4 separate regions of the Mus musculus genome follow, and regions 2, 3 and 4 are each linked to region 1. Evidence: chromatin loops called from intact Hi-C (ENCODE). Cell type or tissue: heart. All regions are shown on one strand. Region 1 holds the start of Pex10 (peroxisomal biogenesis factor 10). Region 2 has its middle 16 kb from the start of Tnfrsf14. Region 3 overlaps Pank4 (pantothenate kinase 4). Region 4 holds the start of Hes5 (hes family bHLH transcription factor 5).

What was found. Hi-C counts contacts between places; a loop is a spot of excess contacts. Peaks named below come from ENCODE experiments on the same cell type or tissue, not always from the same donor. Only the 100,000 strongest peaks of a DNase experiment are listed, where the experiment ranks them.
Region 2: a loop joins it to region 1, with 7 times the contacts of the local background. A loop is called at or near these places in 14 of 42 quality-filtered maps.
Region 3: it touches region 1 in a loop (5-fold over the local background); 25 of 42 quality-filtered maps call a loop at or near these places.
Region 4: a loop joins it to region 1, with 7 times the contacts of the local background. A loop is called at or near these places in 12 of 42 quality-filtered maps.

What each region holds. Positions count from the first base shown.
Region 1 is chr4:155,062,914-155,070,913 of GRCm38, forward strand. Pex10 (peroxisomal biogenesis factor 10) reads left to right here and starts at 4,117. Exons shown (of 6, transcript NM_001042407.1): 1 at 4,117-4,261; 2 at 4,910-4,990; 3 at 5,750-6,156; 4 at 7,474-7,649; 5 at 7,728-7,863. The coding sequence starts at 4,156. It also overlaps a transcript of Plch2 not described here. In heart, CTCF peaks have their summits at 1,788 (motif pointing left), 3,275 (motif pointing left), 3,490 and 6,524 (motif pointing right); DNase peaks (open chromatin) are centred at 3,258, 4,058, 5,298, 7,488 and 2 weaker places; H3K4me3 peaks cover 2,226 bases; H3K27ac peaks cover 2,900 bases.
Region 2 is chr4:154,939,746-154,947,745 of GRCm38, forward strand. No RefSeq gene overlaps it. Among named protein-coding and RNA genes, the nearest start is that of Tnfrsf14, 16 kb to the left of the region's middle. In heart, CTCF peaks have their summits at 4,705 (motif pointing left) and 6,677; DNase peaks (open chromatin) are centred at 4,706 and 6,806; H3K4me3 peaks cover 798 bases; H3K27ac peaks cover 793 bases.
Region 3 is chr4:154,977,716-154,985,715 of GRCm38, forward strand. Pank4 (pantothenate kinase 4) reads left to right here. Exons shown (of 20, transcript NM_001305804.1): 14 at 436-491; 15 at 678-727; 16 at 1,206-1,310; 17 at 1,777-1,877; 18 at 2,011-2,079; 19 at 2,379-2,519; 20 at 2,780-3,223. The coding sequence ends at 2,993. Plch2 (phospholipase C, eta 2) reads right to left here. Exons shown (of 22, transcript NM_001113360.3): 22 at 5,400-7,250. The coding sequence ends at 5,947. Among named protein-coding and RNA genes, the nearest start is that of Gm42363, 17 kb to the left of the region's middle. In heart, CTCF peaks have their summits at 2,603 (motif pointing right) and 3,978 (motif pointing right); a DNase peak (open chromatin) is centred at 4,061; H3K4me3 peaks cover 904 bases; H3K27me3 peaks cover 2,723 bases.
Region 4 is chr4:154,959,880-154,967,879 of GRCm38, forward strand. It overlaps Hes5 (hes family bHLH transcription factor 5), which reads left to right and starts at 1,044. Exons shown (of 3, transcript NM_010419.4): 1 at 1,044-1,170; 2 at 1,257-1,422; 3 at 1,513-2,492. The coding sequence starts at 1,117. The coding sequence ends at 1,796. Pank4 (pantothenate kinase 4) reads left to right here and starts at 4,244. Exons shown (of 20, transcript NM_001305804.1): 1 at 4,244-4,390. The coding sequence starts at 4,267. It overlaps Gm42363 (a long non-coding RNA gene), which reads left to right and starts at 4,398. Exons shown (of 2, transcript XR_881640.3): 1 at 4,398-4,590; 2 at 5,147-5,434. In heart, CTCF peaks have their summits at 1,581 (motif pointing right), 1,785 and 7,502 (motif pointing left); DNase peaks (open chromatin) are centred at 2,202, 4,202, 4,432, 6,202 and 4 weaker places; H3K4me3 peaks cover 4,107 bases; H3K27ac peaks cover 3,722 bases; H3K27me3 peaks cover 3,826 bases.

The DNA of each region.
Region 1 (8,000 bases):
CTGTTTGACAGACAGAGGTGAGGCTTAGGAAACACGAAGACAGAAGCCACACCTGAAGTCCCATTCCCCCCAATGCCTCCTGCTCCAGGTTCTACTCTCTTTATTAGGAGGCTGCGACCGGGTAAGGAAAGTCTCTAAGGCCTCCAACAGCTAGTTACACTGTCCCTAGCCCTGTCCAGGAAGAGCCTAAGAGGCCCTGACCTTCCAAGCCCATCCTGCTCCCAGCCTAGATTCCCTCAGGCCTCACTGGCCAGAGATCATTCTTTAGGGCAGTACATTCTATAGTGTCTTAGAGTGACCAGCCCTCCCAGTCTCCATCCTACAGGCAGGGGCTGCTAGAAAGCCAGCCTGTATCCGGGCTGTTACAACTTGTCTATGTGCCTGTGTCCTCCAGGACAAAGGCCCCCTTCCTCCTCTGGAAAAGCCTTCCCAGATCTCCACTCCCTGGGGACCTTTGTGTCAGTCCCTTATTATTTGGCACAGTTCAGGATGATGGTCACAGTGTGAAGACCCCTCCCTTTCACCACCAGTAAGGTCTTGCTGCCCAATGCTAGACCACCCATTCCATCAGCAGACAAAGAGCTGTACGTGAGTGAGTGGGACCAAACAGACCTGGGTTCAATCCTACGCCGACCTCTAGCCTGAGCTAAGGACCTGGTTCCTTCGTCCCCAGCCCCAGGGATCTATTTCAGTCCCAGCTCCAAGCTCTGGGAATGGAGAAAGGCCTCACACTGGCTCAGTACTTGGAATCCAAATTTTCTTTTTTCTTTTTTTCTTTGGTCTCCAGGCCCAGCACAGAGACACAGCACAACACCTCCTACTCTGGGTCCTGGCTAAGGGCAGTATCCCAGCCACCTGCCTGTGCCCCCAGAACTGCTCAGGGTCCCTTCCCAGGGCACACAGCCTTCAAAAGGGGCTTAGCTTCCTGCCCCAGCCCTACCCTCACTAGCAAGCCTACAGTGGAAGAGGGGCGACTCCCAGAGATCTCTGCTTACCTGACAGAGCCTCCCAGGCTCCATTCTGGGGCCTCACACTCTCTCCCAGAACCCCCACCCCTTCTTGGTGCCCACAGTACCTCCAGGGCTCCAATCTGCAGCAACCAGAGCAGCTGGCTGTAGGGTGCTCTGAGCTTCCAGCCTGCCTGCCCTGGGTGGAGGAACCTGTTTTCCAGGTTTGTGGCTCCTGTAGAGGGGCCTCCTGCCTAGGGCAGGCCCCACCCTAACAGTCAAGTCCCTGTGTGTGAGCTCCTCCTGGGCGGGTCATTGCCCAGTCCCTCTGTCTCTCCCCAGTTAAAGGGTGCAATGAAAAACTTAAGGAAGCCTAGCACTTCATGCCCCGGGTGGTGGGGCAGGCCTCCCAGAACCCGAGGCTGCAGTCCTCTCCCCATTCCTGCAGAGAAAGCATTGCCTTGTCCCTCCTCAGGTTCCCAGGAGACCAGATGTCAGGTGAGGGCAGGGGCTTTACAGGGTTACTCTTGCCTCAAGGTAGGTGTGGACCCCGCAGTACAACCCCAGGGCCAGATCTGGTAGAGAAATGGAGTTTTCTTGTTTGCCAGCCGTTCAGCAAGCCCCATCCTGGGTGTGATGTGTACAGCAACCACCAGAATGGTAAATCCCTGCTAGGGGCAGAGGGAAGATTTGCAAGGAATGAAAGACACTAGGCAAGGAATGAAAGACACTAGGCAAAGGGAAGCCAGCTAGGTGGTGCTGGAAGGTTTAACCTGGGGATGGGGGGTGGCGGTGGGGGAGGGCACAGAGCAGGTGCAATGGAGCCACCTGCTGGGCAATCCCCTCCCAGTTCCCAGGCCTCCCCAAGGTCCTGGCTTACTGTCTCTGGCCTCCCTACCAGCAGAACTATATTACAAATTTCTCAGATAGGGCTGGCTACAGAGGTCAGCGGATAGGATGCTTGTTGCCCCAGTATGAAGAGCAGAGTTCAGATCCAGAGAGCCCACATAAACATCTGATGGGTGAGGTGACCCACCTGAAATTTCAACCGTGGAAGGAGGATCCCAGAGTAAGTTAGCTGATAAGACTAGCCATGTGGGTAAGTCCTGGTTTTGATTCAGAGACCTGCTCCAAAGAAGAAGGTGGAAGAGCAATCCAAGATGATACCAGGTATCGTCCTTGCCAGACTCCACACTTGCAGGCGTACACACACACACTCTTATGCATGCCACATATCCACATATGCCCACACATATACAAACATGAATATATACACATGCGTACAACACAAACACAATAAATATAATTTAACTTAATAGAGTTAGACAACAGAGTGGTGGGGCTGGAGAGATGGCTCAGTGGTTAAGAGCACTGACCGCTCTTCCAGAGGTCCTGAGTTCAAATCCCAGTAACCACATGGTGGCTCACAAACATCTGTAGTGGGATCTGATGCCCTCTTCTGGTGTGTCTGAGGAGAGCAACAATGTACTCACAAACATAAAAATAAAGAGTTTTTTAGGAGCTGGTGAGATGGGTAAGAGCACCCGATTGCTCTTCCGAAGGTCCGGAGTTCAAATCCCAGCAACCACATGGTGGCTCACAACCATCCTTAACGAGATTTGACTCCCTCTTCTGGAGTGTCTGAAGACAGCTACAGTGTACTTACGTATAAATAAATAAATCTTTAAGAAAAAAAAAAAAAAAAAGAAAACAGAGTGGCCAGAGCTGGCAAACGACATCAGGCAGGACAACAAAACCCACAGCGTGTATGACTTTAGAATTAGTTGTTGAGCTGGGCAGTGGTGGCTCACACCTTTAATCCCAGCACTTGGGAGGTAGAGACAGGCAGATTTCTGAGTTTGAGGCCAGCCTGGTCTACAAAGTGAGTTCCAGGACATCCAGGGCTACACAGAGAAACAGGAGCCTGGCCTTTCTGTCCTCCATCCTTGAAGCAGGAGGAAGAGTTTACAAGGAGAAAGTCACAAGGCTCAGTCTTAGGATCCTTGTGCTTCAGAAGGCAAGGGGTGGGAGGTGGCAAGGGCCGTATGCCCCTTCCGTAAGCAAGAGCTCTCGCTCTACCTCCACCGCAGAGTTCTGGAACCCTGAAACACTGAAGCAAAGGGGGACTCCAGGCCACATGGTCATCCGAGAATCCAGAGAACTGATCTACAATGATGTCACTACTCATCTTGCCCTTCCACTTTCTCTCCTCACTGAAAAGCCTCTTGTTTCCCTGATCTGTGCAGGATCTGTTTGGGTTAACAAGCTCTAGCAGCCCAAGCTAGTAGAAAAGATGGGCTGATAGCTCCACCTGCTGGCCATCTTGGGTTTTGTCCCATAGGAAGAATCCTTGAGAGCCCACAAAGGAAGAACTTGAGGATCAAGGCACCGCTGTGCCTAGGATTTAAGCCCACGGAGAGAGACGCTTACTTAGGCCGTATCCCTGAGAACAACAGATACTTGAATAGTGTTTCTGGTCTTGTTCCCCATGGCTGAGAGAAGAGAATGCAAAAAAGCAGTCGCGTGTAAGGAGCAGTCCAGGCGGGGACACTTAGAACAGGCCATACCCCATGGTTATGGTAGAAATGAGCTTCCAAGTTTGAAAAGTCTTCCAGCACAAGCGGCCTTGGGCCTTCAGAGAATCTACATTTCAAACTGTCACATTTGATTTGGCTAGAAGTTCATGCCTCTGCATGAGCCGTGACTGCCTCCTAGCAGTGGTCAAAGGTGCTATCTGGGATTGCCCAACCCAAGCTGAAGAAACCAGGGCATGGGCAGGGAGGAACTCCAACAACTGGAGCCTTCAGCAGTCCGTTGGAATCACGTGGCTATCCCAAAAGATCCACTTTTGCAGCCCAGAGACACGTACCTCCTGCCAGAAAACTGAACCTGAATCAGGCCAAAAACACATCTGCGAGGCTGAGCTTTCTCGGGGGTCCTACCCACTAGGTATCTACCTCCTCCCTGTCATTACCCGCCACTTCACTGTGCCGCTTCACCCTCCAAGCACAGACCACACCCCTCCCCGGGTAGCCCCACCCCTATGTCGTGGACACGCCCACTACTCCGCCTCCACAGATGTCACGCCTAGGCTCCGCCTTCGCCCGCGTGGTGTTCGCAGCCTCAGCCCCACGACGGACGCACGTCGAGCGTCACAGGCCCCGCCCACGAGGTGCGCAGGCGCGGTGCGAGCTCTGCGATTCGGGCCATGGCGCGGGCGGGTGCCCCTGAAGTGATCCGGGCAGCGCAGAAGGACGAGTACTACCTGGGAGGCCTGCGGAGCGCGGCGGGTGAAGCGCTGCACAGCCTAGCGGGTGAGCGTTCCGGGCACCCAGACAGGCGGCAGCTCCAGAGTTTGCTTGGAAAGCGGGGATCAAAACAGAGGTACACACTGCTGACCACATTGCAGGTCTCTGCTTTAGTGTTTCTCAAGCATTTGCCCATTTATTCTCCAGACGCCCCTACAGGGTGGACCTAACGTCATTACTCTCATAGGTAGACACGTGGATCACACAGGCAGGGATTTGGGATTTCAGAGAGCCGAGGTTTGATACTAAACAGGTCGCCTCTGGCTTATGTTGTTAGCACTACCTAGACTTTCCTGGGCTCCATGTCTCTAGGACAGTACCTGACTCAAGACAGTTACAGTCGGGGCTTCTTAAGAGGCGGTCTTCGTCTCGGAGACATTCCGGTCACCAAGGGCAGCAGAGGAGGTGAAGGGAGAGACGAGTTGTTGAGGGTCGTCTTAGGAGTGACTTGACTTGGACTTTACCTGCCCTTCGGGAGTGACAGGGTTTCTCTGTGTAGCCCTGGCTGTCCTGGAACTCACTCTGGTCAGTCTGGACTCGAAATCTCTGCCTCCCAAATGCTGGGATTAAAGGCGTGTGCCACCACTACCCGGCTGGGAGTCATCTTAAGAGAACCACTTCACCTCTCTAGAGCTAATATTTTTCTTCTCTCAGGTGCAAAGAAATGGCTGGAATGGAGGAAAGAGATCGAGTTGCTCTCGGACATAGCCTACTTTGGCCTCACCACAATTGCAGGTAGCTGTCTGTGCTCGGCAGGTCCTGGGCACTGAGGGGCCCACAACCCACCCAGGTCTGGAGGGGATGCTTGAAGGCTCCTGGAAATCACCTGCATTAGTCTCTGTTTCCGGGAAGGAAGATACTGGCCAGAGGGCACTCACTGCCCCAGACTTTCTCTCAGCAGGATGGGCTTTTCCATTTATGGGGTACGAGGCAGATAAAAAGGAAGAGGCTATCGAGTGGGGGGAAGGGTACGAGCAGGGTCATGGTGAGACACATGGAAAGATCACAAGGTACTCCACAGGGCTGGCCTCAGGAACAGGAAGTCAGGATTCATCGTCTGCATGGTGGAGTACTAGAAGCTAGCTGCAAGCCATGGGTAGGCTTGGGGGCTTTTTATTCTGACTCCATGTGACAGCGTCAGGTAAGCAGTGGTATGTATGCCTGATACTTAGGACTCAGCCATCATCTAGAAGGTAGAAAGCCACAAGATCGGATCCCATCACTTGGACAGGGGTATGAGTTCAGCAGAGGAAGGACTGGAAAACAGAATAAAGACTTAAGGGAGTAGGAACCAACAGGAGATGCAAGGCCCATTCCAGAGTGGCCGTCTCTGTGACATGGTGAAATCACAGCAAGGCCACAGTGGGTTTAACAAGAAGTTGTGCTGGCCTTGGCTAGGTCTCAGGGTGACTGGTGAGGCTGGAGGGGGGACGACGACACAGGCTGGCCCGGAAACTTGTCCCTGGACCCTCATCACTGTGTATTAATCCTCAGGCTACCAGACCCTTGGGGAGGAGTACGTTGGGATCATCCAAGTGGACCCATCCCAGCAGCGTGTGCCCTCCAGGCTCCGCCGTGCAGCGCTGGTTGCACTGCATGCTGTCTTGCCCTACCTGCTAGACAAGGCACTGCTGCCCCTGGAGCAGGAGCTGCAAGCCGATGGCGATGCTCCCCGGGCTTCACAGGGCAGTCTGCTACCTGGAGGACGCAGCCGATCAGGGGCACGGCGCTGGGTGCGTCACCACGCAGCCACCCTGACTGAACAACAGAGGAAGGCCCTCCAGCGGGCAGTCTTCATCCTGAGACAGGGCTTCGCCTGCCTCCATCGGCTCCACGTGGCTTGGTTTTATATTCATGGTACCTTCTACCACCTGGCCAAGAGACTAGCAGGGATCACGTATGTAAGTAGCCATGCCAAGGGGACTGATATTCAGGCAGGGATCCTCTGAGCAGCATACTTGGGGACCCATGCTGACATGATCGCAGCCAAGTGTTCTGCTTCCAAGTTGCAATCGAAATTCTGTACTTGGGAAAGAGCGGAGTTCAGTTTTATTTTCCAAGAAAGCCCAGGAAAAGGAAAAGAAATCCAGTTCCCACAGACTGAAGGTGGCAGCAGACTTGGGTGCGTGGGCGGGTGACTGAGTGGCCAGGTCTGGCCTCGGCAGAGGGCCTGTGGCTGTGTCCATTTCACTGTTTGGAGAAGTGTGTGGAGTGCAGGTTCTAGCCCAGAGGCTGGCCTTCCCATGCATCCCTGCCAGCAGAGGGCCCTGTTCATCACCATCCAGAGCCCTAACAGAAAGGCAAGATCTGAGGGTTTGGTCCTAGAGTGAGTACATCGCCTCACCACAGCGCTGGCCACACAACAGTCCATACTGACCTTGTTGTTGCCTCTGGCAGTCCCCTGCCTCAACCCTAGTTTCCTACCAGTGCCCTTGTATCCTGTCACACCAAAGACCTCGCCCTGGTATCACCTCCATCCTCACCACCTACCTCACCTGTCAGGGGATCAAATGCCACCTCTCCCCTCTCCCTCCAGCCAGTGCGCTCCTCCCACACTCACTTATTATAGACACACCCATAGTCTGGTCTCAGGCCTTAACTTCCTTCCATACTGCCAGATAAAGCAAAACCTGCCCAAGCAGTCATCTAGTTTAGCAGATGTGCCTCCTTTCCCAGTAGCTGCTGAATGCTGGGCACTGGGTTTTGCTGTAGGGCTTGCAGTTTTCCTGTTCCAGCCCAAGGCACGATGTAACCTGGTGTCTTCATTTCCCTGCCAGTGGGAAGGCAGAAGTGGAAGGCAGCATAGTTTTGTTGTGATGTGTATGGCAGATACACCACTAGCCAGAGCAGAGGCTAGACCAGCATCCTTAAGGGCCAGAGTATCAGAGGGACAGTAACCACCTGTCCAGGTCCCCTTGCTATTCTCCACCCCACTCTTCCTTGGGCTCCTTCCCTCCCCCTGAAGTAGTCCCCAGACAGCTCTAGAACCCTCATCCATTTGCCTGGTCCATCCAGACTCCTGGGTCTGTGCTGCGGATGCCTCAAGGTCACCCTATAGCTAGGGTTCCCAGTCACTACTTAAACCCATCTCCATGTTGGTTCTTGTTCTCGGGACACTGCCAGTGGCCAACAGGAGGCCTGGCTGAATATAAAACCTCCAGCAGACAAGAGGCCAGGTCCTAAGGGATCCTGATGGCCAAGGTCACCTGTCTTAACAGCTCCGCACTCGTCGCCTGCCTGGAGAGGACCAGAAGGCTCGCACTAGCTACGGACTGCTGGGGCTGATCTCCCTCTTGCATCTGGTGCTGTCCATGGGGCTGCGGTTGTACAGCTTCAGGCAGAAGCAGCGAGCCAGGAAGGAGTGGCGGCTGCACCGCAATCTATCCCACCGCAGGTGTGCAGGGAGCTTGAGGTACTTTGGTATGCCCCGATTTTGTGAAAGGTGTATTCACCTGTGTACTTACCCCCATAGGAGTTCCCTTGAAGACAGAGCCGTGTGCAGAACCCCACTCTGCACCCTATGCTTAGAGGAACGAAGACACTCCACGGCCACACCTTGTGGCCATCTCTTCTGCTGGGAGTGCATCACCGAGTGGTGCAACACCAAGGTACTCGCGCTCCCGGGCCTGCGACCCATGGCGGTTTCACTGCCCCAATCTCCCAAACCTCTTGAGTTGGAGATAGAGAGGTGGGCATCTGTGAGACATGAACCGTGCTTGGGGTTGAAGTCCCAGCCTTCCTCTCT
Region 2 (8,000 bases), 120 kb before region 1:
ACAGTCTCCCTCTCTCACATACACATACACACACATACATACTGTACTGGCTAGTTTTGTGTCAACTTGACACAGCTGGAGTTATCACAGAGAAAGGAGCTTCAGTTGAGGAAATGCCTCCATGAGATCCAGCTGTAAGGCATTTTCTCAATTAGTGATCATGGGGGAAAGGCCCCTTGTGGGTGGGACCATCTCTGGGCTGGTAGTCTTGGGTTCTATAAGAGAGCAGACTGAGCAAGCCAGGAGAAGCAAGCCAGTAAAGAACATTCTTCCATGGCCTCTGCATCGGCTCCTGCTTCCTGACCTGCTTGAGTTCCAGTCCTGACTTCCTTGGTGATGAACAGCAGTATGGAAGTGTAAGCCGAATACACCCTTTCCTCCCCAACTTGTTTCTTGGTCATGATGTTTGTGCAGGAATAGAAACCCTGACTAAGACACATACCCTACACATACACAGCCTCTCTCTCTCTCTCTCTCTCTCTCTCTCACACACACACACACACACACACACACACACACAAGGATGTGACACTCCATGTTTGACATCTATGAGAGCGAATGAATGTGTGTCTTCTCATCTGTGTCCTGAAAAGTGCTAGACATGTCCCCCAGGAGTTGATAGAGTGCACCACAGTCCACTGTTCCTACTTTCGCTTCTGCCATGGCTTGAACATCTCTGCCAAATATTGCCCCTTTTACCAGAAAGGTATTTGCAAGCAATAGATGAATGCTTACAGCCCTGTGAGTCTTGGGCCACCAGGCAGTACCAAGAGGCCATGCTTTTCCCAGGAAGGGTCTAGTCAGGCATTAGGACCAGTTGTGTAGCCCATCTGCACAGACAGGCAGACTTCCCCCCCCCCCTTTAGCCTTGAACTTGGGGGTTCGGGTCTAGCCCTTATTCCCAGAGGTCACTCCAGGACAGGTCCATGGACATTCATATCTCATGATTCCCAGCAGCTGAAAAGTGGAAGCAACCGAGTATCTGTCCTCTGGCAAGTAGAGAACAAAACCCTACTGTGAAATGTTACTCACCCACCAAGAATAAATGGAGCATTGATATCTGCTTACAACACGGATGGGCTCTGAGGATCCTGTGCTGAGAGGGAGAAGCCAGACACAGAACAGTTGATACTGTGAGATCTGTGCAAAGGAAGACATGGGGGCCCGGAGAAGGGCGTCCACGAAGACAATGAAAATGTGTTCTGCTTGTGGAAAGTGCTGATGGCTATAAAAAATGGGGTCTGGAGAGAAGAGGTTAAGAGCATGCAGTGTTTCCAAGACCTGTGTGAGTGCGTGTGTTTGTGTGCCTGTGTGGGCTACTTACAACTGTAACTCCAGCTCCAGAGAATCCGGTACCCTCTTCCCACCTCCACAGGTACCGCCATGTTCATGCATAGACACAAACACACAAAATTTAAAATAATAAAGACAGGAGCTGGAGAGATGGCTCAGGACCTAGTCTCAGTTTCCAGCACCCACATGGGCTCTCACCGCTATCTGTAAGTCCAGTTCCAGGGAAATCGACACCCTCTTTTGAGCTCTTCAGATACTACAAGCGTATGATGCACATGCATGCATGCAGGTAAACAAGTACACACAAAATAAAACTAAATAAAATCTCTTGAAAATAAAATAGTAATGATGAATCTTTTTGAAAAGAACAAGAAGTGTGCTTTACATTAGTGTATCAAGAACTTAAGAATGGCTAAAATAGAAGACCTTATCTCATGTACATTTTACTATCATTTGTTTTGTTTGAGATAGGGCTTCCCTGTGTAGCCCTGGCTGCTCTGGAATTCACTATGTAAACCAAGGTGACCTCAGATTCATAGAGATCCACCTGCCTCTGCATCTCAAATGATGGGATTAATACATTCCTGGCTCACTGTATTTCTTTAAAATGCATTTCTATGGTCCCATCCCTCAGGAGTCTGAGTCAGGAAGACTAAGAATTCCAGGCCAGGCTGGGCTATATAGCAAGATTCTATCTCAAAATACAAAATTACAAGTCCTATATTTCTTTTTTTTAAGCCCTACATTTCTTAAGGATGTATTATTTTATTTTCATGTGTGTGCATGAGTGTGCATGTTGTGGACTTAGAGATCAGAAGAGGGCTTTAGATCTCCTGGAGCTGGCGTAAAGGTAGCCATGAGCTGCCCAATGTGGTGGTGTGAACAGAACTCAGGCCCTCTGCTGTAATAGAACTCTACCCTTAACAGCTGTGCCATCTCACCAGGAGAAACCTTTATATCTCCACTATGACCCAGTCGACACTGGAAAGACTTCCTTCTCAAGAGCTTCTGACAGTTGTCCACACTGTCTCACGATTTACCAGCAAAGAGGAAAGAGAGGAAAAGGAAGGTGTGCCAAAGGGAGAGCAGGAATTTGCACTTTGCCTATAAAGTTACTGAGCTTAGCCGCAGCCCAAGACCTGGGCCGCCTCTGCCTCTGCCTCTGCCTCTGCCTCTGCCTCTGCCTCTGCCTCTGCCTCTGCCTCTGCCTCTGCCTCTGCCTCTGCCTCTGCCTCTGCCTCTGCCTCTGCCTCTGCCTCTGCCTCTGCCTCTGCCTCTGCCTCTGCCTCTGCCTCTGCCTCTGCCTCTGCCTCTGCCTCTGCCTCTGCCTCTGCCTCTGCCTCTGCCTCTGCCTCTGCCTCTGCCTCTGCCTCTGCCTCTGCCTCTGCCTCTGCCTCTGCCTCTGCCTCTGCCTCTGCCTCTGCCTCTGCCTCTGCCTCTGCCTCTGCCTCTGCCTCTGCCTCTGCCTCTGCCTCTGCCTCTGCCTCTGCCTCTGCCTCTGCCTCTGCCTCTGCCTCTGCCTCTGCCTCTGCCTCTGCCTCTGCCTCTGCCTCTGCCTCTGCCTCTGCCTCTGCCTCTGCCTCTGCCTCGTGCACAAGTTTCTGCAGGCACAAAAGGGAAATCAGGAGGTATGGTCAAAACCTCCAATAGCTGCATTTCCTGCCGCCTGCTAAGCTAAGGTTTCTTCTTAAAGCAAAACATGAGCTTAGTTTCCATCGAGTCACCACAGTAAAAAAGAAGAGGTTCTCAAATGACGCCCCCTTTTTTACATAAAGAGGAGGATCATAGAACATAAATTTACAGAGAAAATATGTAAAGTATTGATGTGTAGCAAGACTCTAGCCTCGACTCTGTAAGGGACTTTCCCAGGTCATGGGAAATTATCCCCCCCTTACTTGTTAAATGCACCGCCCACCACCACAACTCTTTTGGTCATTCACTCGAACAACTTCTCGTGCATGAATTCACTTTATCCCATCCCCGCTCATTTCCCCATCCTCTCAAACATTCAGTTAGAATTTAGGGGGCAGCCCAGAGGTTCTGGCAACATGCCAGCTGATTCTGAACCCTCATGGGGACATACTGTCCAGACCTCCCTGGTCTGGGAGCAGCAAAATCAAGGATCAACACACCTGTAGAAGGGTCTTGGAGCTAGGGCAATGCAGGGATAGAAGACAACCAGTGTCCCAGGAGAGGAGAATCCTAGGGCACAATGGACTGGGTCAGAGGTGGCCAAGGTGCTCACACCGAGGTTGAGCACGCAGTCCAGCTGTAGGCAGCCTCAAAGTCTCTCAACACTCCTCTCTGCAGAGTGGGCTCTGGTCTTCGAAATTGTCAAGATAAGCCATGCTGACCCTGTCGCCTATGGACGGAGATACCTTAGAGTTCCTGATGAGAGGCTACAGAGAGTGACAGTTGCTCATCGGGGCCTGCCAGCTCTTTCCCCTGTCCACCTGTGCTCTGAGAAAATAAGTCCCATGAGTGTGGCCAGCACTTTCAGAATGAGGGACAGCAGTCCCTGGCAGGAGCATCTGAACACAAAGGTCCCAAGAGGGGTGGACTTCACATGGAAGGTCTGGATGCCAAGCAGGCGTGGCTCCTGGCTATCTCTTAGTGATCAGTGATGGACTCTAGCCCTGAATCCTGTGACACCCAAAAGTCCTCAGATTGTGCCCAAACAAGAAGTGCTGTCAAGTCTTGCCCCCAACACACAGGCATGCATGCATGTAAGCACACATGCACACACATGTAAATGACAGACAGGCTCTGGGGACCATGAACCACCCATGTAACCTGATGCCAAGTTATACAGAGATTGCTTCTCTATCTGTCTACATAGCTAGGAAAGCCCCATCCTCAGGCAGAAGCCTCAGCTAGGTTGGGCAGGCCCCTGTCTCAGGCATTGCCCATTATGAGGAAATGGCAGGTTCGGAGCCAGCTGGGCCTCACCTGAGTCCTGGGATCCTTGGGTACCAAGAGTCTTCCTCTGTTTTAGAAGCTGTTTAAGAAGCTGAGACACAGGAGGTCTCAGGCTAGCCTCTCCCTGAACACAGACTTGCTGATAGGTGAAGTAGCCAATGTAGACGTGAAGTGAAAGTACCCAGGGGAGCAGTTCAGTCCACATAGACAAAGAAGCCTCATTAACAAGATAGTCAGAGACTGCTCAAGGTCTCCATCCCCTGCTCAGCCTATGAGCCTCTGCCAGGTCATGCTGGGTGCTGCGAAAGTCTCACCAGGGACAGAAAATCCCCCAGAGAGGTGACTTCCCATCTGAGTCTTTACCAGAGCCAGAACCAACTTTACCAGAACTTGGGAAAGAACCATTCAGGTCTCCTCCCTCCTCAGCCTAGTGCTGAAGTGTGACCTCTGGTGGCTGCTGAGAACACCAAGATGTCCACTTGGGAGCCTAGAGCCTAGCATTTGTATGCAAACCCCTGCTTACTCTTCTTCCTTTGAGCCACTAGAGGGCAGCAAAATCCAGGCCTGACTGATCCCTGCACCTCAGGCTCATAGTCAGGCATCCCTCCCCAGAAGGTTCTGGGCTGTGTTTACTTAAGAAAGTCACATCCCACCGGGCATGGTGGCCCACGCCTTTAATCCCAGCACTTGGGAGGCAGAGGCAGGCGGATTTCTGAGTTCGAGGCCAGCTTGGTCTACAAAGTGAGTTCCAAGACAGCCAGGGCAATACAGAGAAACCCTGTCTTGAAAAACCAAAAAAAGAAAAAGAGAGAGAGAGAGAGAGAGAGAGAGAGAGAGAGAGAGAAGGAGGGAGGGAGAGAGGGAGGGAGGGAGGGAGGGAGGAAGGAAGGAAGGAAGGAAGAAAGAAAGAAAGAAAGAAAGAAAGAAAGAAAGAAAAGAAAGTCACATCCCTAGTTGAGAGGTGGTGGACTTTAATCCCAGAACCTAGAGGTAGAGGGTGACGGATTTCTGAGTTCTAGACCAGTCTGGTCTATAGAGCAAGCTCATGTCCATGGATCATCATCAATGAGGGAGTCAGGGAATTGAGAGAAATTTGCATTTCCAAGGAATAAAAAAGAGCGGGAAGGAGGCAGAGAGTGCATCACCAGCCCCACTTGACTTCCTAATGTCTCATGGCCCTATGGATGGATGGCTGCTCCTCTCTGCAATGGGCATGGTCTGCTTTACCCCTGGGACTGAGCAGCAGGTGACTGCACGAGCAGCTCATACCATGGCTCTTGGGGTGCTGGTAAGTTGGCCTCTTCAGCCAACCAGGGAGAGGAGCCAGCATAGCTGAAGGCATCCCTGACGGTCTCTCCAGTCATTTGGACCCAAAGTGGCCTCTGGGTTAGCCACAGAATCAGGGACAAAGCCAGCAGGACAGACAAGGGCCCAACCCGGGAAACCCTCAACATAGGACCAGCCTGGGTGGTACCCAGGACCTCAGGGTTGCAGTCAGCCTCAGAGTGGGTGACAGACTCAGAGTGACAGACTCAGAGTGACAGACTCGGAGTGACAGACTCAGAGTCTGGAGACTGCTGGCCAGTGCCTTTATTCAAAGCCTGTGCTGTTCCCTCTCTGAAGTATATATGCACGGTGTGCACTCTTCCACATGCCTGCCATTGCCCCAGGGATACCCAAGCAGCCTCATACTGCTACAGCATTTGTCCATCCAGCCTTATTCTGATATAAAACATGGAGCCCCCTACACAGCCTGGGAGGAACAGGATCCAGCTCTGGTCTGGCTAGAAAGGTCACGAAGGTACTCCCTATAAATCTGTCCTCCGTGGTGTGTTGGTCCAGACCTCTCTGCCACGAGCAAGTCAGACAGTGTACAGCCTTTGCAATACACAAATCCTGTGCCCCCCGCACCCTTTCTCCAAAATGAAGACAGACATGAGGGCAGGTAACCCCTCACCTGTCCACAGCTCAGTCTCTGCTCTGGAGAAAAGTAGGAGGGACACAAGAGTCTCAACTGCAGGAAGAGCCACGTCAGCAACCCTGGACTTCACCCCTGTTTCCAAGGGCCTGGAACCATGGCCACCAGGTCTCCATCCTGCTTCCTATGGGCAGGGGCTGCTCCAGCATGCCGCACTTGGGTGGCAGTATGGATCTCTTGTCACCTAGGTTACCACTTGATGTAGAAAGTAGGCTGGAGAGGCACTCTCCTTCCCAATTCCCTCTGGTATGTTTCTTTGCTTCAGAGTGTAAGGGGAAGAGGCCAGAGGCATATAAACCAAGGCAGGGTCATACGTCAGCCACGGTCTCCCACCAGGCCAAGGTTATCCAGGGATGCTGCCTCCTTGTTCCCAGCTCTGGCAGGGCTTCTGCCTGCCCCGACCCACAAACCTCCAACAGGAGAGTCCAGGCTGCCTCCAGGTCCCTGCTGGACCCACACTGTAAGTGCCGGACTCATTCTTCACTCCTAGAGCTGGGGACTCTGAAAAGCAGCCAGACCAGAGGTCACCGTGCCTTTATGGCACAGGGGGAACGGAAGGGTTGGTGTAGTCTCTAGCGTTTTCCCACGCCCAGGAGCCAATGGAGAGGCGGGATTGGACAACAGAGCATGAGCCCTCCCACAGAGGGGCTGGGCTACTATCCATTAGGAGTGAGGGGTGGAGATCTGCTACAACCAGGTCCTGGAACTCACAGGACTCTCTGGCTGGTAGGTTCCTCGCCCTTAGATCTTAACCCTCCAGTCCCTGAGAATGTTGTCACTGCCTAGCACACTGCAGCCAGGATCTAGAAATCAGTGTCATTAGCAGCTTCTGCCCTGGCCACAGCTTCCTACGGGAAAGGCACAGGACTGGTGCTCTCCTTGCCTTCCATCTTGTTATTCAAGTTGTCTGAGAGCACGTGCGCGTGCACACACAGACCCGCGCGCGTGCACACACAAACAGACGCGCGCGCGCGCACACACACACACACACACACACACACACACACACACACACACACACACACACACACACACACACACACACACACACACACACACACACACACACACACACACACACACACACACACACACACACACACACACACACACACACACACACACACACACACACACACACACACACACACACACACACACACACACACACACACACACACACACACACACACACACACACACACACACACACACACACACACACACACACACACACACACACACACACACACACACACCTGGCTGATCTCTACCTTCCACCTGCAGGACTGCAGCCCAGTCCCAGGACACACTGGGCTTGGTAGTTTTAGGGAGTGACTGAAGTTTGGTCAGGGTGCTGCATAAAGATGCTTGCTGCCAAACCTGATGATGACCAAAGTTCAGTCCCAGAAATCTGCATTATAGAAAGAGAGCCTGATCCTACAGGCTGTCCTCTGCCCCCCCCCCCCGCGTTTGTGTGTGTGTGTGTGTGTGTGTGTGTGTGTGCACGCGCGCGTGAGATTGATCAGGGTTTTTAAAAATAACTTCAGGAGCAGCCCTAAAAATGTTAAGACCATCATTCCCAGAGGTCCCCAGCTGCCTTCAACCCAATATGCAATGATCCAGTATTCACCTTCTCCAAGAAGCCCCACATACCTCTCTCTCAGGCTAGTCCTTACCTCAGTGCTGGTACAGGTATCTAACTTCCAGGGGAAGAGGACCCACGCCCCCCCCCCCATCCCCCCAGCAGCTCTAAGACTTGATAAATTCTTCCCTTTTCTTTCTTTCTTCTTTCTTTCTTTCTATTTTT
Region 3 (8,000 bases), 85 kb before region 1:
CCTAAGGGGCATCGAGGGTCCTCTCCTAGAGCAACTGTAGAGTCTCTGTCTCCATGGTGATCCACCTGAGGCCCCAGCCTCCCTGGGTGACCATGCTACTTGACTGGTGTCAGAGCATATTGCAAAGGGTTGTTCACTCTCCTGCCTCACCCTCATTCTAGCCGCCCACTTGAGGTGCAGACCCCAGTATGTGGTGGTCAGTCCTAGAAGGAGCTAGCTCCATCGCCCTGAGCAGGTCTGAGCTTTAACGCTATACTGAAAGGATTTGTTCCTGTCTGAAGCGTGCTCCTCCGTGAGCAGCACTGGCTCCTAAGGGGAGGTGTGGCCAGTCCAGCGCAGTGCTGCTGGGAGATCCCTCGCTGTGGGGAGGGAGGAATGGTGAGGTTGGGCTTTGTTTGTGGTTTTTGCTTTGTGTCAATTTTCTCATTTCTACAGTGTCCTGGAATCGGACCCCCAGTTTGGGTTTGAAGAAGCAAAGAGAAAATTGCAAGGTATGGACACTGTGTGCTCTGTGGCGCTCTGTCTGGCTCTGCAGAAGTTAAGCAGCAGGTCGGACGGGGCAGTTCTGGTGGCTATGTGGCCGTGTTGCTCAGGGGATGAGATGAGATAGCCTTGGTGAAACAAGCCCCTGACACTAGGCCTCAGCTTCCCTGACTAGAGTTCCTGTCTCCTCACAGAACGGCCCTGGCTCGTGGATTCCTACACCAAGTGGCTCCAGAGGTTAAAGGTATGTAAGGTGCCGCTGCATCTGCCCTTGGGGGTTGGAGCACAGAGTCTGGACCTAGCCAGAGAGGGTGGCCACCAAAGTCATTGGGCTTACGGTGACATGGGTGTGACACATACAGCACATTCACATGGCCTGGGACACAGGTATAACCTGTAGCCCACCTCTTAGAACTTACAAGCCACCAGCTGAGAGTCTCATGTCAGAAATTCCCATTCCCCGGGTCAGGTGTGACTCAGAGAAAAGAACAGTAGGTTGTTCGGTGTGTATGAGGCTCTGGGTTCCGTCCCCAGCCCCGGCAATGACCACTGGCTGGGTCATCTGCCCATGGGACCAACTGCCCTGTCCCTGTTGCCTCCCACGCTCTGAGACCCTGTGGCTGGACCCAGGCGCCCAGGGAGTTGGGGGTGTAGAGTGCAGTGGAGTGTGAAACGCTTGAGTGCACCTGTTCCCAACTGAACGTCCTGGTTTTGTCTTACAGGGGCCCCCTCATAAATGTGCCTTAATTTTCGCAGATAACAGTGGAATAGACATCATTTTGGGAGTCTTCCCCTTTGTCAGGGAGCTACTCTTTAGAGGGACAGAGGTGAGTGAAAAGGCTGGGTGGGCGGGACCCTCCCCCTGGGCTTCTCCGCTGTTGGTGGGGTTGGCGTTCCTGTGGGCTTCTGGCGGTGGTCAGAGCTCCTACATTTGTGGCAGGTGAGTGCAGGTGAGGACACGGAGCGCCCGGGCCTGTTGGGTGCGGGCTGTAGCTTAAGGCCTGGCTTCCCTGCTTCCTGTTTCCTGGGAAGGCTTGACCCAGAAGCTTGAGAATAGTGAGAGGTTAGCCTGATCCAGGAGGCAGGCTGAGGATGGGATGGATGGGAGGCAGTAAAGGCCTCTAGGCACAGCCCTGCTTCGCCCAGAAGCCACAGAGCCCTGAGATTGTTTGGGGCTCTGCTGCCCAGCAGTTGGCTGCTGCTTGGAGCCTGCCAGGGTCAGCTGTGGTGAACTTGGGCCACATAAGTAACAGCCCAGGTTCTAAAGAGCTGCTGCTCCCTCCCCCACCGTAGGTCATCTTGGCATGCAACTCAGGCCCTGCCCTGAACGATGTGACCTACAGTGAGTCTCTCATTGTGGCAGAACGCATTGCAGCCATGGACCCCATCATCTGGTAGGTTCTGGCTACCCCTGTTGAGCCAGGCAGGGGCTGGGCCCAACCAGTTCTGGGAGACTCACAAAGGGTTGCTGAGGAGGGTCAGTGTCACAGGGCCTTGGCTGGGCCCTGACCGCATGCTTTTCTATAGCACTGCTCTGAGAGAAGATAGGCTGCTGCTGGTGCAGACCGGTTCCAGCTCTCCATGCCTAGACCTCAGGTAACCCAGCTTTTCTTCATCCTGCTCTGCAAGGCACCAAAACCAGCCATGCTGCTGCTTGCCCTAAATGTGACCTATGTGGCCACTTCTTCCTGTAGCCTGTAGGGCTGATGGGCAACTGACCCAGGCTCCCTGCTACAGGACAGACCTGTGGCAGGAAGCTGTCCCATTTTCCCACTTATTATTTACTCTGTGTGTGTGTGTGTGTGTGTGTGTGTGTGCGCGCGCGCTCGCGCTCGCGCGCGCGCGCTCGCGTGTGTGTGCCCGCCCATGCACATACATGCACTCTTGCACCACAGCTTGTGTACATCTCGGACAACAACTTGCATGGTTTTACCTTTTGCCATGTGGGTTCTGTGGACCAAACTCAAGTCATTGGTAGAAAAGTGCCTAAGCCCATTGAGCATCCTGCTGGCCTGTTCAGTGCTTTCTGCAAAGAGGTGCGCAGTAGACAAAGGAAATGTCAGACATGGGAGCATCAGAAAAGCAGGTGGTGCTGGAAGTTCAGTTCCTGGCCAGTAGGGGGAAGGCCACTGTTGGGAGTCTGGGTTTGGACATGCCTCAGTTAGCAAGGGGTGCTGGGGAAAGGTCCCTGTGTTCTTGCTGGTCGCCACCTCCAAGGAAACAGGTTGGTGTCCACCAAGGTGTGCTTAGTGCTGTCCCCTGCCCAACCTCGGTGCCATCTTCTTCTTCCCTGAAGCCGTCTAGACAAGGGACTGGCTGTGCTGGTGCGAGAGCGTGGTGCCGACCTGGTCGTCATCGAGGGAATGGGCCGTGCCATCCACACCAACTACCATGCATTGCTGCGCTGCGAGAGTCTGAAGCTGGCAGTGGTAAAGAACGCTTGGCTGGCAGAGCGTCTAGGTGGCCAGCTCTTCAGTGTCATCTTCAAGTACGAGGTTCCTACCAAGTGAGATACCCACTCTGCCAGACGTGTCTGCATATCCCTCATCAGGAATGTGATTTACTTCGAGGAACCTGTGTTCACACCGGAGTATTGACTGACAGTGCGTGTACCAGGGACACCCAACCCAGCATTTGTCCTGTGGGACACTAGTGTTGGAATGTATTTAACTGTTAAATAATCTTTTATATATATACACATATACATATATATATAAATATATACATACACATGTGCTCATCTGGTGAGAAGCAGTGTCTAGCACAAGGGTCTCCTAGAGACCAGATCCGCTTTCTCTGCTGCTGAGAAGACGCCCACAACCCCAAGTGCACTATAGCTGCCCCAACAGACTACCCAAGCCACCTGGAGCTAGTCAGTGCTAAACTTCCAATCCTCTTGTGTCCCCTCCTTGGGTCCCAATGTTTTCTCTCATTCCTGCTTCTTGCCTCAGAAGGAGCAAACATCAGCACGTCTGTCTGCTGAGCCGGCTCTCACCCCTCATGTTCCTAGGGACAGCACAAGCTACCAAGCAGCACTCCTGTTTCAAGAGCTGGAAGAGAGGAAGCTCTGTCATGAAGGACCTTCAAGGGCTCTTGGAGGCTGCTGGGCAGAGTGGCTTTGATTCCAGTCCCCAGGGCTTGGCATCTGTGTGCCGTGTGCTGTGAGACACCTCAGGTGTACCCAAGGCTCTTAGACTCCTTCCCTAACTGACATGTCTCCCAGGAATGGACGCATACACGCGTATAGCCATGCATTGAGAGTGTGTGGTGGGGCCACGTAGGCAGGCATGGTTCACAGGACTGCACAGGTCCGGGGTAGGAGCCGTGGGCTCCATTTCCCACAGTAGGCCTTTGTTCTTACTGCCTGAATCCCACACCAGCACCATCGGGTGGTCCACCGAGAGGCACAGCCAGATACCGGTCACCCAGCAGTGCACCTTTCATAAGAAGTGCCTATAGATAGAATTGAGGCCTGGCCCTCCCACAGATAGGCACCAGGGGGCGGCAGGCACCACACTAAGCAACATTCTCCGATACCGCAGTCAGCAGTCTTTGAGTCCAGGGCCTATCTACCCATCTTCCAGCCTAGCCTAAGTGGCCTCAAGTCATCACCTTGGGTAGCTGTAGACCTCATGCCAGGGATCTGATTATCGGAAGTCCCCATCTGCACACTAGACCATGCTCCCTGGTCCTCAGCTCAAATGAGGAAGCCCTCCCTGTTTGAGTAGACTTCCTGTCTTTCTCAAATTCCAGGCAGGCAGGCAGGCAGGCACAGCTGGGGCTTGGGACTGTCCAAACTGGGAAGCTGAACTAGTTTCTACCCCCAGCCCTGGTTTAGGGTGACTACAGGCCACCCTGGGCAGGGTCACAGTGTACCCTGAGTCTCCCATTTGCCTTAGCGGGGCCCTCATAAGAGATGAGCAGACAGTAGTAAATGCTAGGGCTCTGATCGTAAGTTATGCGAGCCTAGGGTATCCTTCCCCAGGGGGCCTGCATGAACCCCCACCTCAGCTACCTTTATTATGAGGAGGGGACCAGCCTGCCGCCAAACCCTGATCATATCCACCAACAATCCCAACCTGCAACCTTCGACCCTTTCTCAGCCAGCAGAAAGAAAGACCAGGCCCATGACCCTGCCTTTGCCTGCAGCCCTGTCATACGCATGGGGTCTACCCCACTGTAAGATGCTGGTCGTCAAGCTGGCGCCGAGATTCTTCAGGCTGAGGCCTCTCACTGGCCCCAGGCAGCAAGTCTGCCCTCCGTGTATTTCTGCTCAAGCCACAGTGGCCACATGCCTGATGTACAACAGGTTAAAGAAGCAAGAGGACCGGGCAGTGGTGGCGCGCGCCTTTAATCCCAGCACTTGGGAGGCAGAGGCAGGCAGATTACTGAGTTCAAGGCCAGCCTGGTCTACAGAGTGAGTTCCAGGACATCCAGGGCTACACAGAGAAACCCTGTCTCGGGGAAAAAAAAAAAAAAAAAAAGCAAGAGGTCTTGCTGGACTCCAGACAAGCAGCACTAACCGCCTCCCTGCCCCCCCCCCCCCCTTGCTGAGCTCAAACCGTTTGTCACAAGCCCTGCCCATATCAGGAGAACAGTGAGGGCAGAGAAGTCCTCTTCCCCAGAGGCAGAGGCAGAGGCAGGCCTTTCCTAGCAGGGCTGGGTGGAGCTGCCTGAGTCAACCGAAGGTTTCAAGGTCCCAGGACCTAAGGCCTCGCCTGTAAGGGCACCACAGCTTCCAGGAAGATGAATGGCCCTGGAATCCTGTCCTCTAGCTCCAGGAGCACAGCTCCCACAGTGGAGACTTTGGCTGGGGACTCAAGCATGCTCCCTTGGGGAGTTACCTAGGCCTACCCCAGAAGACTCCTCTCTGCCCCGTGAGGACAGAGCGGCTGTAAGAGCCGTAGCGGAGCAGGTGAGCCACACAGAACAGGCCTGATGCGTTTATTGGAGTTGTGTTCCCAAATTTACACAATTGCTGTGTGGTTTGTTCAAAACAAGCCCGGTGCACAGTGGAGTAGGGGACAGGGACAAACATCCTAGCAGTTGTGGGTGTGTCACAGGCATTCCGGGATACAAGCACACAGCAGGTAGAAGAAAACACTCAGCACACACCACAGGGCCAGACACCAGGCAGACCAGTGGGGAAGGACGCAGAGCCATTTGACTGTAAGTTTTGGTTCTAAAAAGTTAAATATCTATTTATGTATCTTAAAACGTGGGAACCACCCAGAAGGACAGGTGGACAATGCTGTTTCTTGCTTCCCAAGATCAGAGACAAGAGGACAGCTAAGGTTGAAGGGGAGGCTACTGGGTCTTCCACAGACAGAAGAATGGGCGTAACAGCTTTGGGGACCCAGTGGCTTCATTTCCTGAGCAAAGGTCGGGTTGAGGCCAGCCCCCACCCCCTCCCCCCTGCAGGCAGTCTCAGGGAAGGTACAGAGTTGGAATCATCAGGCAGGGTCAGAGCCTGAGCAGCAGCTGGCCATCAGCAGCACCACACACCTGCTCAGGGGCTCCCTTGGCAGGCATTGGCACATCCACACAGCCCTCATGGCCTACAGAACAGGCACCCTCAGGGGTGCCCCGCTCCTCCTCTGGGGGACCCCGTGAGTCCTGGCCTCTCAGCCTCTGCTGGCGCTCCTGCGCTTGGCGGGCTCGGCTGGCAATAGCGCGCACGCGGCTCTGGCTCCGAGAGGAGGAACGCCTCAGGAAGCTGGGGCCCCCTACAGACCCGTCCCCAGCTGGGCCCAAGCTGGTGGGCGACGTGATGTCCCCAGCCTGCTGGAAGCCGGTGAGCCAGCGTAGCTGCTCCGTGAGAGCATCTCGCCGTATTCCCGGCTCCAGCACCTGATGCGCCACACCCAGGGAGCCTAGGCCGCAGCTCAGGCTGCTGGTGCTGCCCTGAAAGCTGGGAGCAAAGTCGTCAGCTGTCAGGTCTCCCAGACTCTTGGACTTAGCAGACACTGGGCAGTCCCGCAGGCCCACCAGGGTGAGGTGATGCCACGGTGGCCGTGGATGGTGGCCGGTCAGCCGCGGGGCAAGAGGCCGGGGCTGCAGCTCGTCGGGTGCAGTAGGCAGCCCACCCGCAACCCGCAGGTTGGGGTTCGATTTGCTCTTGGTCACAGGAGGCAGGTCAGGACGGGCAGCTGAGGCTAAGCAGGGCCGTGAGGTTAGGCGTCCAAGAGAGACCCCTGGAATGCTCTCTCGGCTGCGGCAGAGGCCGAGGCTGGGCAGTGATAGGTCTATGACGGTGTCGTTGGAGGACATGCTGGAGGATGAGGAGACACTGTCCCTGTGGCTCCCAGGCTCCAGCCGCTGCCATAACCTGTCAGTGCCCGTGGCATCCGAGTACACTGCAGGTGTGGGAGAGAGCTCCGAGAGCACCTGGCCCTCACTCTTGGCCCTCCTAACCACTGGCAAGTGGCCCGGGACCCGGGAGCGGCTCTTGCTGTCTGTCTGTCTTCCAGAAGTCCCCTCACGTGGCCCGCTGGAGATCCCACCATTGTGTGGCCTGAGGGGTGGCTCTTCGTTTTCCCTACCGCCCCCAATCCTGAGCTGGAGGGTTCCAAAAGCTCCCAGAGATGTCTGCTGGGAGCTGGTCACTTTGGCTCCCAGGCCTACAGGGCACTGGGACCCTTCCTGAGATGGACCTGTGGGGGCAGCTGCCTGTAACGGGAGGCCAGGGCCCAGGGCTGGTTCCTCGGCAATGGGTTCCAGGCTGCACAGGGGGGAGATGGGCCGCTGCAGGGGGAAGAGGCGAGTATCTGTGGGGAAAGAGGGACGGGAGACAAGAGGCGGAGAGGTAGATATAGAAAGGGCAGACAGATTAAAGACAGACATGGGGAGAATCAAGAAACAGAAAAGGGATAGGGAGGGAGGGAGGGAGGGGGGAGAGAGATGGGGGAATATGAATCTCATTAATCAGCACCCGATCCTGACCCCCTGAGCCAAGGGTAGGGACCACCAGTCCACCCCAGGATATCCCAGCAACCAGGCTTTTCCATTTATACACATGTACTGTGACACTCAAGAGTACCCCACCCCGCTAAGGCTGGAGTCATGCCTGGGCCTCACACAGGCTCCATGGGGCAAGGGCAGGCCAGGCCTAGTCCTCCTTGGACTGGGACATCATGGGGACACATAGGGCTCAGGCCTGTTTGTTACCTGGCACTCGCAGGTCTCAATCCCTAACTATGGAAGCAGCACGGAGCAGGGACAGAAAGGAGAACACAGTCAGTGTATTGGTGGTGGTGGTGGTGGTGGTGGGGCACTGGCAGATGGACAGATGGACAACAATGCTGGGCAGGAGCGGGGGTCGGGGGGAATACAATGGAAGCAGGCAGACTCCAGGGACCTCCCTCTGCCCAGGCTAGAGCTCAGTAACCAGCTCAGACCAGTTCCCTCACACTCCAAGGTCAGGAAGTGTCAGCCAGGAAGGAGGGTCACAAAAAGGCTTAGTGACATTTGGACAATGCAGGTCCCTGGAAGCTGCTCCCCCTAAGCTCTGAGGCCCA
Region 4 (8,000 bases), 100 kb before region 1:
ATCCACACTGGCACAGCATTCATATGGGGGCTTATTTTTAGGTCTCCCACCTTCTACCTGCCAACACAAAATGCTGAATGAAACTGGAACACACACACAGAGGCATGCACGCGCGCGCCCGCACGAGCTGAGGGGGATGTCATGAGAGGAGTTAAGGGCAGCCATGGTTTCCTAAAAGCCACGCGGGAGTAGTGATCACGGACAGCATGAAGGAGGCACGGTCCTCCTGTTTCAGAGATGCATGTGGCACCTGGTGACACAAGAGCAGTCCAGATACCCTGTGGGTTCAGGGGTTCCTGAGGGCTTCCTAGGTATGGGGCTTTGTGCTAGGCATTATCCAAAGCAAATTCAGCTAGCCTAGAAGTACGCTTGGCAGGCTCCGCGCGTGGCCATTTCTAGCTGCGGAGAAGTCACTCCTCTCAACTGACAGAACTGGCAATAAAGCGCCTAAATTCTAAATACATGAGTCCCTCTCTCATCCTGTACCTGCGAATGGCATGGCGGCAGCATCTGTTTGAGAGAATGTGGCCCACTTTAACCCACTGTGCCTGTGGGCAACAGGTCCCAGCTGGGGAGGGTGCCCACTCCTCTGGAAGTCGCTGTCTGTTCATTGTAAAACTCTCATTTCTCTGCGCCTGTGGCCTCTGCCAGCCAGCGGTGGGGAGCCTCTGGGGAGTGGGAGGGAAGAAGGGAGAGAAGGGGGGGGGAGAGCACTCCTTCCTGCCCTCCCCACCTCCCCGCGGCCTGGGAAAAGGCAGCATATTGAGGCGCGGGGCTCTCAGCATCAGGCCCCGGGATGCTAATGAGGGCGAGCGCGTTCCCACAGCCCGGACATTGTGCCGCGCGGCCCACCTGCTCCTCGGGGAGCGACCATTGTGCCCGCGCCAATTCACAGGCAATTTAGCGTGCGCTAATGGGCCGGCGCCTTTGTGCGGCCGGCGCCGCCATTGGCCGCCGAGTGTGGGAACGGCCGCGGCGCCCGGACCCCAGGCGCCGGGCCGCTGCCCGCGCCTATATAGGGCTGGCGTGCTGGGGTCCAGGTCGCGCCAGTCCGGGACGCCTGGCTCTGTCCGCTCCGCTCCGCTCCGCTCGCTAATCGCCTCCAGAGCTCCAGGCATGGCCCCAAGTACCGTGGCGGTGGAGATGCTCAGTCCCAAGGAGAAAAACCGAGTAAGTGCAACTCGCCCGGCGCGCGCCGTCCGGTTCCCCCGGGGCCTCCGGCGTCCGCCGCCCACCTGACGCCTCTCCTCCCGCAGCTGCGGAAGCCGGTGGTGGAGAAGATGCGTCGGGACCGCATCAACAGCAGCATAGAGCAGCTGAAGCTGCTGCTGGAGCAGGAGTTCGCGCGGCACCAGCCCAACTCCAAGCTGGAGAAGGCCGACATCCTGGAGATGGCCGTCAGCTACCTGAAACACAGCAAAGGTGAGCCCGGCGCCTGCGCCCGCCTCCTGCTCCCGGCCGATGTGGCTCCCACCGCGCGCGCCCCACTCATGCCGCTTCGTCTCCCCACAGCCTTCGCCGCGGCCGCCGGCCCCAAGAGCCTGCACCAGGACTACAGCGAGGGCTACTCCTGGTGCCTGCAGGAGGCGGTACAGTTCCTGACCCTGCACGCCGCCAGCGACACGCAGATGAAGCTGCTTTACCACTTCCAGCGGCCCCCAGCTCCCGCCGCTCCTGCCAAGGAGCCCCCGGCGCCCGGAGCTGCGCCCCAACCGGCCCGCTCCTCCGCTAAGGCTGCTGCTGCTGCGGTCTCCACCTCGCGCCAACCCGCCTGCGGCCTCTGGCGGCCCTGGTGACCCAGCGGCCGACCGGTGCCTGGAGCGGACCAGAGGATGAGCTCGTTCCTCTGGATGTGGGAAGACATTCCCCAGCCGCAGTTCAGCCCCAGGTTGGCCGCTACCTTCTTCCGAAGGCTCCCTCCTCCGGCTGGCTGGCCAGCAGGAGGGTCATTCTTAGAGAATGTGTGTGCAGAGTTGTCATTTGGGGATAATCAGGGCCCACCCTCTGCCGCCCGTCCGACCCCGTGGGGTTGTTTTGTGTTTGCATTTCAGCAAGTGACTTCTGCGAAGTTCCTGGTCACCACCGGGGGTTCTATGATATTTGTAGAGTCGGGGGTTGGCTCACCCCAGCCCGTAGAGGACTTTCTTCAGGGCCCGTTGCTGCTGGGCAAGCACCCTGCAGGCGGGCTGTGCCCTGGGCACATTTGCCTTTTGTGAAGGCGGAACTGCAGGTGTTTCCTCATAGGAAAGCACTCAGCCTGCGTGGGCGTAGGGCCCATGGGGCCTCACCTCAAGGTCCACATGGCCTTGGCTGTCTGATGCGCGCTCACAGTGGGCTGTCTGGGAGGGTGGGGTCTCCACGATGATCCTTAAAGGATTCCTTTGTATGGGTGGGTGCATGTGGGCACGATTTTGTACTTAGAATTTGAACTCTTGGTCATGTGGGAGAACACAGGCTGTTCTGAAGGCTTCTAATAAAATATCAAGCCCTCCATGTCTGTGCCTCTCGTCTGTCCTTAGCAGCCTAGGGGCAGCCTGCCCGGTGACCGGAGGTGGAACAGTGGGATCTACCATGTTCACAGTGAAACCGGGATCAGGAGGAGTGCTTGCTGGTGGTCCTCTGCCATAGAGGAAAAAGGGAGGGCAGGAGGTGGAGAGGAGAGGGGCATACAGAGCTGTTGTTGCTCTCATGGTGAACAAGACCTGGGTGGCCGCTGGGGGTTTCTGCTAGCTCCCAGGTCAGGGTAGGGGAAGAGATCCTAACAACTGTAGACTCTCTGCTTTGTCCACTGAGAGGAAGCTGAGGGCCTCAGTGGACCTCTTGCTGCAGCAAGAGGCTCGGCTGTGCCGAACCTGAGAAAGTATCTGTTCTAGCTCCCGCTTCCCCTTAGTTCACCTGCTTAGGCGATTCATAAATGCCCTCCCTTCCACAGAGCGACCAGGGCCAGGACTGACCCATTCCATTCAAACTATGAGCCTGGTAGGTATGGGCTATTGTCTAAGACAGGGTGTCCGCTTTAAGGCAGGCTATAGGTTAGTCAAGTTCACAGGGCTCTCCAAAGGCAAAACCCATGGAGCAAGAAGTGGGAAGGTGTGTCTACATGTCTTCTGAAGGACAAAGTCATAGATGTGGCTCCCATCCCGACTTGGATCTTTCCCATCTAGAAGTTCATTAGCCACCACCCCCCTCTTATTCCTATCCACTCTGCCAGGGACCACCTGAGGACCCTTCTGTGACCCACGTATAGTAAGCAAGGACAGAGAACCTCATCTGCACTCATTTAGCTTACCACAGGAGCAGCAGAACTTCTACAGATGGGGAGGAGGCCAGTGCCCTTGTGGAGTGTCCTACACACAGGCCGGGCATACTCCACTTACAGGGACTGAAGTTGCTGGGTCACCTCACTCTCAGGAGCCCTGCCACTCTGGAGCAGGCTCTCCCATTCAGAGTACACCCACTCTGTTGGCAGGCACATACAAGGTTGCCTCCTCTCGGAATCAATGTAGATAGATATATGGCAGCTGAGCCTGCGCACTGCCTCAGTCCTGTGCTCCAGGAGCCTGGCAAGTCAGTGAGCAACTGCCTGCAGACAGAACCTTGCAGAGAGCGAGGTATTAAGTTACACGATGGCCCTCTTGGAGGACACAGTGCTCTCTCTCAAGGGACTTAAATCAACAGGAACTCCAGATCACCTCCACTTTGAAGCCCGGTCCCCTCTTCCATGCGCCCTCTCCCTTTCCCTCCTATACTTTGCAAAGATTGCTGTTAAACTGCCGATCTTCCCCAGCTGCAGACGCACGACCCTATTCATATCCCTTCCCCCTGGCTGGGCATTTCTCGAATGTAGGGTCTTTAAAACTACTCCAATTAACATGGGAGTTTTAGAATTGAAGGTCCCACTTCTTTGGGAAACCAGGATGGTGGGTCACCCTAGCAGAAATTACAGCAGCTTGCAGGGCCAGCCTCACAGCAAGGAGATATGAAAGCACGATCGCCAAAATCAACCCAAGTTAGCATCTAGCCAGCTCAGCGAAAGAACAATATTCCAAAAGCTTCATATTGGTAGTTTGGAAAATAACGGCCCTCCCTTCCCAGTCCTGGCCTCTGGGACACTTGCTTGTCTAGGACGGTCGGGTGGCCTGGCCTCCAGCACAGGCGGACGGGGGGCGGAGACTCATTAGCATAATTTATGCACGCGGTCGTTTAGCAGTCAATTATATGCGCATATATTTCCATGGCTGATGAGGCTGGCCGGGCACTTTCAAAATGGCGGAGCGTGGAGCGAGTGGCGGCGGGAGCGGCGGGGACAGTCTGGACAAGAGCATCACGCTGCCCCCCGACGAGATCTTCCGCAACCTGGAGAACGCCAAGCGCTTCGCCATTGATATAGGTAGACACGGACCGGGTACTCAAGAAAGTGGCCGGAGCAGTGGGCGCGGGCGGCCAGCCAGCGGGGGCGGCGGGAAGGACGAAGGGCGGGGGCGCGGGCCATGCGCACAGCCTCACGGGTCGCCGCACAGCCTCTCGGGACTCATAGTGTGCGCGGCGTCAAGGTGCGGGACCGAGCGGGCTGTGGGACTCCAGCTCCCGGTAGGCGCTGCGCGGTTGGAGCGGGGCACGTCGGGCCTCGTAGTCCGCGCAGCGCCGGTGGCTCAGTGGAGGGACGGGCGGGGCGGGTGGCCTCGGGGGTCCTCATCTGCTCAGAGTCCCCCGGGATGAGGCTGGCCATGGCCCCGCGGCGCACTCCGCCGGAGTTCCGGCTTCCCAGTGAGCTGTGGAGACGTTGGGCCTGGACACTTGTCGAGCGCTGCAGCGTGGACCGTGGCTACGGCCGCCGCCTCCTGCGCGCCTAGGAGTTCACCTTCCTGCCGACCCGCTACAGGCCCACCTTAGATCCCCTTCGCGCGTTGGGCAGCCTCATGCCCACTAACAAGTCCTCGGGGGAGGTTCTTTCATCGCCCTGGTGTGCAGATGCGGAGACCAAGGCACAGAAGAAGGCTAGCTTTCTCCGTGGTCTCTCTATTCGTAGATCCAGGATGGGAGCCGGCCAACGCTCCCCCTCCCCCTCCCCCACCCCTACCCCTGTCCCCCAAGCTCTCTGCTCTGCATCCTGTTATTGAGGAGCTTTGTACCCAATTGCTTGCAGGCGTTTCCCCGCGTATCTCTTGATGCCAGCATTGTCAGTGAGGCCCCACACAGCCGGGCAGCATCCGCAGTCTTGGACTTATCTCCGTGAATCAATGGGTGTGCTGCTGGCTCTTAGCCTCCTTGGAAAGCCTAGGTTGTTAAGAGACTGTGAAGAATCTCGTTACTTCTGGAATATTGAATAAGTCCCCCACCCTCTTGCTTTTGGGTTGTCTCTCTGACGTGTTCTTCCTTGGGAGGAATGAGGAATGGAAGAGAAAGTAAAGATGGCCTGCTGGCTTGTCCTGTGTTCCAGCTTTATCAAGGGCTCAGGAGGGTGGTGGAGTGGGCCAAGATTCTACTAGCACCTGAGATAACTCGGTGACTGGCTGTATATTAGTTTAGAAGTGATGAGCTTGCAGCCCCAGCAGAGGGGACTGTCCACAACCTGACCTCTCCAAAGGCCCCAAGGCAGCTGTTCCAGGATCCTGAAACCTTCACTCCAGGGCTGGGTTTTATGCTTTGCCCTGTGGTCTTATACTTATTCATTAGGAAGGAGGCAAAATTAAATAACTGTGTCTGGAAAGCAGGTGAAAATGAATTCAAACATCATCAGGCAGTTAAGAAAATAGGGTTCACCTCAGATAATCTATTTGGTACCTAGAGACCATCTAACCAACAGCCAATAAAGCATGAGCTGTAGTAGAGAGGTGCCTTCGAGCTGAAGGCCTGAGGCCAGACCAGGGCTGTCTGGACAGAAGGACATTGCAAGGGATGTTCAGTGTTGGGTTTTGCTTCCATCGTCGTCTGGGTCCTGAATCTGAGATTGGAAAGTCATGTGTTCCTGAAAACAGACCTTTTTTCTTTTGTTCTTTCTTTCTTTTTTTTTCTGCAACTGATGGGAGGTCACAGCTCAGGATGGGGTTGACAGCTTAGGCACCTACAAAACATCTTGTCGCAGTGTTGTTTAAAAACAGCCTTCTCCTGTTTCCTCCTTCCTCACTGTGTCCCTGGATCCAGGAAGGCTCAGCTGCTCTGTGTTCTTGGCAAGCCCTTTTTCTTTCTTGGATGGGACACCGATGTCAGCTGAGTTGGAAACCCAGGCAGTAGGAAGGACATACAGGCAGGAAGAGACTCTGGGGTAGTAAATGCAAGGCTGTCCTGCCCTTCTTGGTGCCGTGGTGAAAGTCAAAGGACAACTTGGTGGGATTCTCTTCTTTCACCATGTGGGTCCTGGGAATCAAACTCCAGACAGCAAGCTCCTTTACTCCCGGATCCATCACTGGGTAAAGTACACCTCCATCCATTTGCGCAGCTTTGTCTTTTAGGAAACAGTGTCCTCGGAGTGAGTTACAAAAGCATGTAGGATCAGACAAGCCTGAGGACAGGCTCGGATTGGGGGCAGGAGAGCGAGATCAGGAGGCTTAGGACTGTGGCCGGGGATGAGATTAAGCACATGATACACTCACTAAACCAAAAATGGGCCTCTCCGTGCCCTGCTTGGACAGGACAGACTGCATTGTGTCAGTTTCACTGAGGGGAGAACTCTGGCCTCCAAACACCTTGGTCCTGCACGTCTGTGAATTTGAGCATCTGCTCTCCTGTAGTCCCTGAGTATTTCCTCAAAGCCAACACTTACAGATATCTTAGCCTATTTACTTTGCCACTGAGAAACCTTTGCCTGGTCAGGCCTCTGAGAGATGGAGCTGCAGTAGGGTGCAGACACTCCCGTTTTCCCCCTGTGTCACCTGGGGGCCTGTGAATCTGCAGGTGCTTCTACAAACTGGAAAGTGTCTTTTCTGCCTACAGGGGCTTGTCCTTGATATGTCCTTCTCTGGAACTCTGGGGAACTCTCCCCGGAGTGTGTGGCTCAAGTGGACAGAGGTCTTGTGCTTTTTCTGGAGCCCAGAGGTTGGCAGTGTGCAGTATTCCATGGTGACAGGGCTCTGTGAAGATGTGGAAAGCCTGCCTGACTCCAGGTGTGGTGATTGGTGCACACCTTTAATCCCAGCACTTGGGAGGCAGAAGCAGATGGAACGCCATAGGTTCAAGGCCAGCTCGGTCTATATTACAGAGACCCTGCCTCACAAACTGAAGAAAATGGATAAGCAGTAGGAAAAAAAACACTGACTTTTTTTTTTTTTTTTTTTTTTTTTGGTTTTTCGAGACAGGGTTTCTCTGTGTAGCCCTGGCTTTCCTGGAACTCACTCTATAGTCCAGGCTGGCCTTGAACTCAGAAATCCGCCTGTCTCTGTCTCCCGGGTGCTGGGATCAAAGGTGTGCGCCACCACTCCTGATGATTCTTTAAGAGGACTCTCCTGTTCCATTCCCAACAACCACCTGTAACTCCATTTACAGGGGAACCGACGCCCTCTTCTGGCCTTCTCAGGCACTTCATGGACATGGTGCTCAGGCATTTATTTAGGCAAGACATCCATACACATGAAATAAAAATAAACTCCCCCCAAATTAAAAAATATATAAAAATGAAATCTTTAAAAACAGCAAACAAAAGAGCCTGGGGCCTGTGAAGGCTGTTTACTTTCTTCCTTTGCCTACTTGTGGGTCCTGGGCTGCTCCATGGGCTCAAAGTCCTAAAGGCTGTGGCCGTTCCTGACCCTCAGTCCCTGTAGGTAAGCCCTCCCTGCTGACCCCGTGCATCTCAGAGGTGCTGTGTGTTACCCACCGTGACCTCTTAAGATGAGAGGTCAGGTGTGGCAGACAGCTCTGCTTATTTGGGGCCTGCATGTGCAGGCACGTGTCTACCACTGAGCTACATCCCATCCCTCTCTTTGTAGGATGTTTTTTTAACAACTCATACATGTGTCATGTGTCATGTATGCAGGGGATATTTCTGCTCAAGTTCTCTGCTTGTG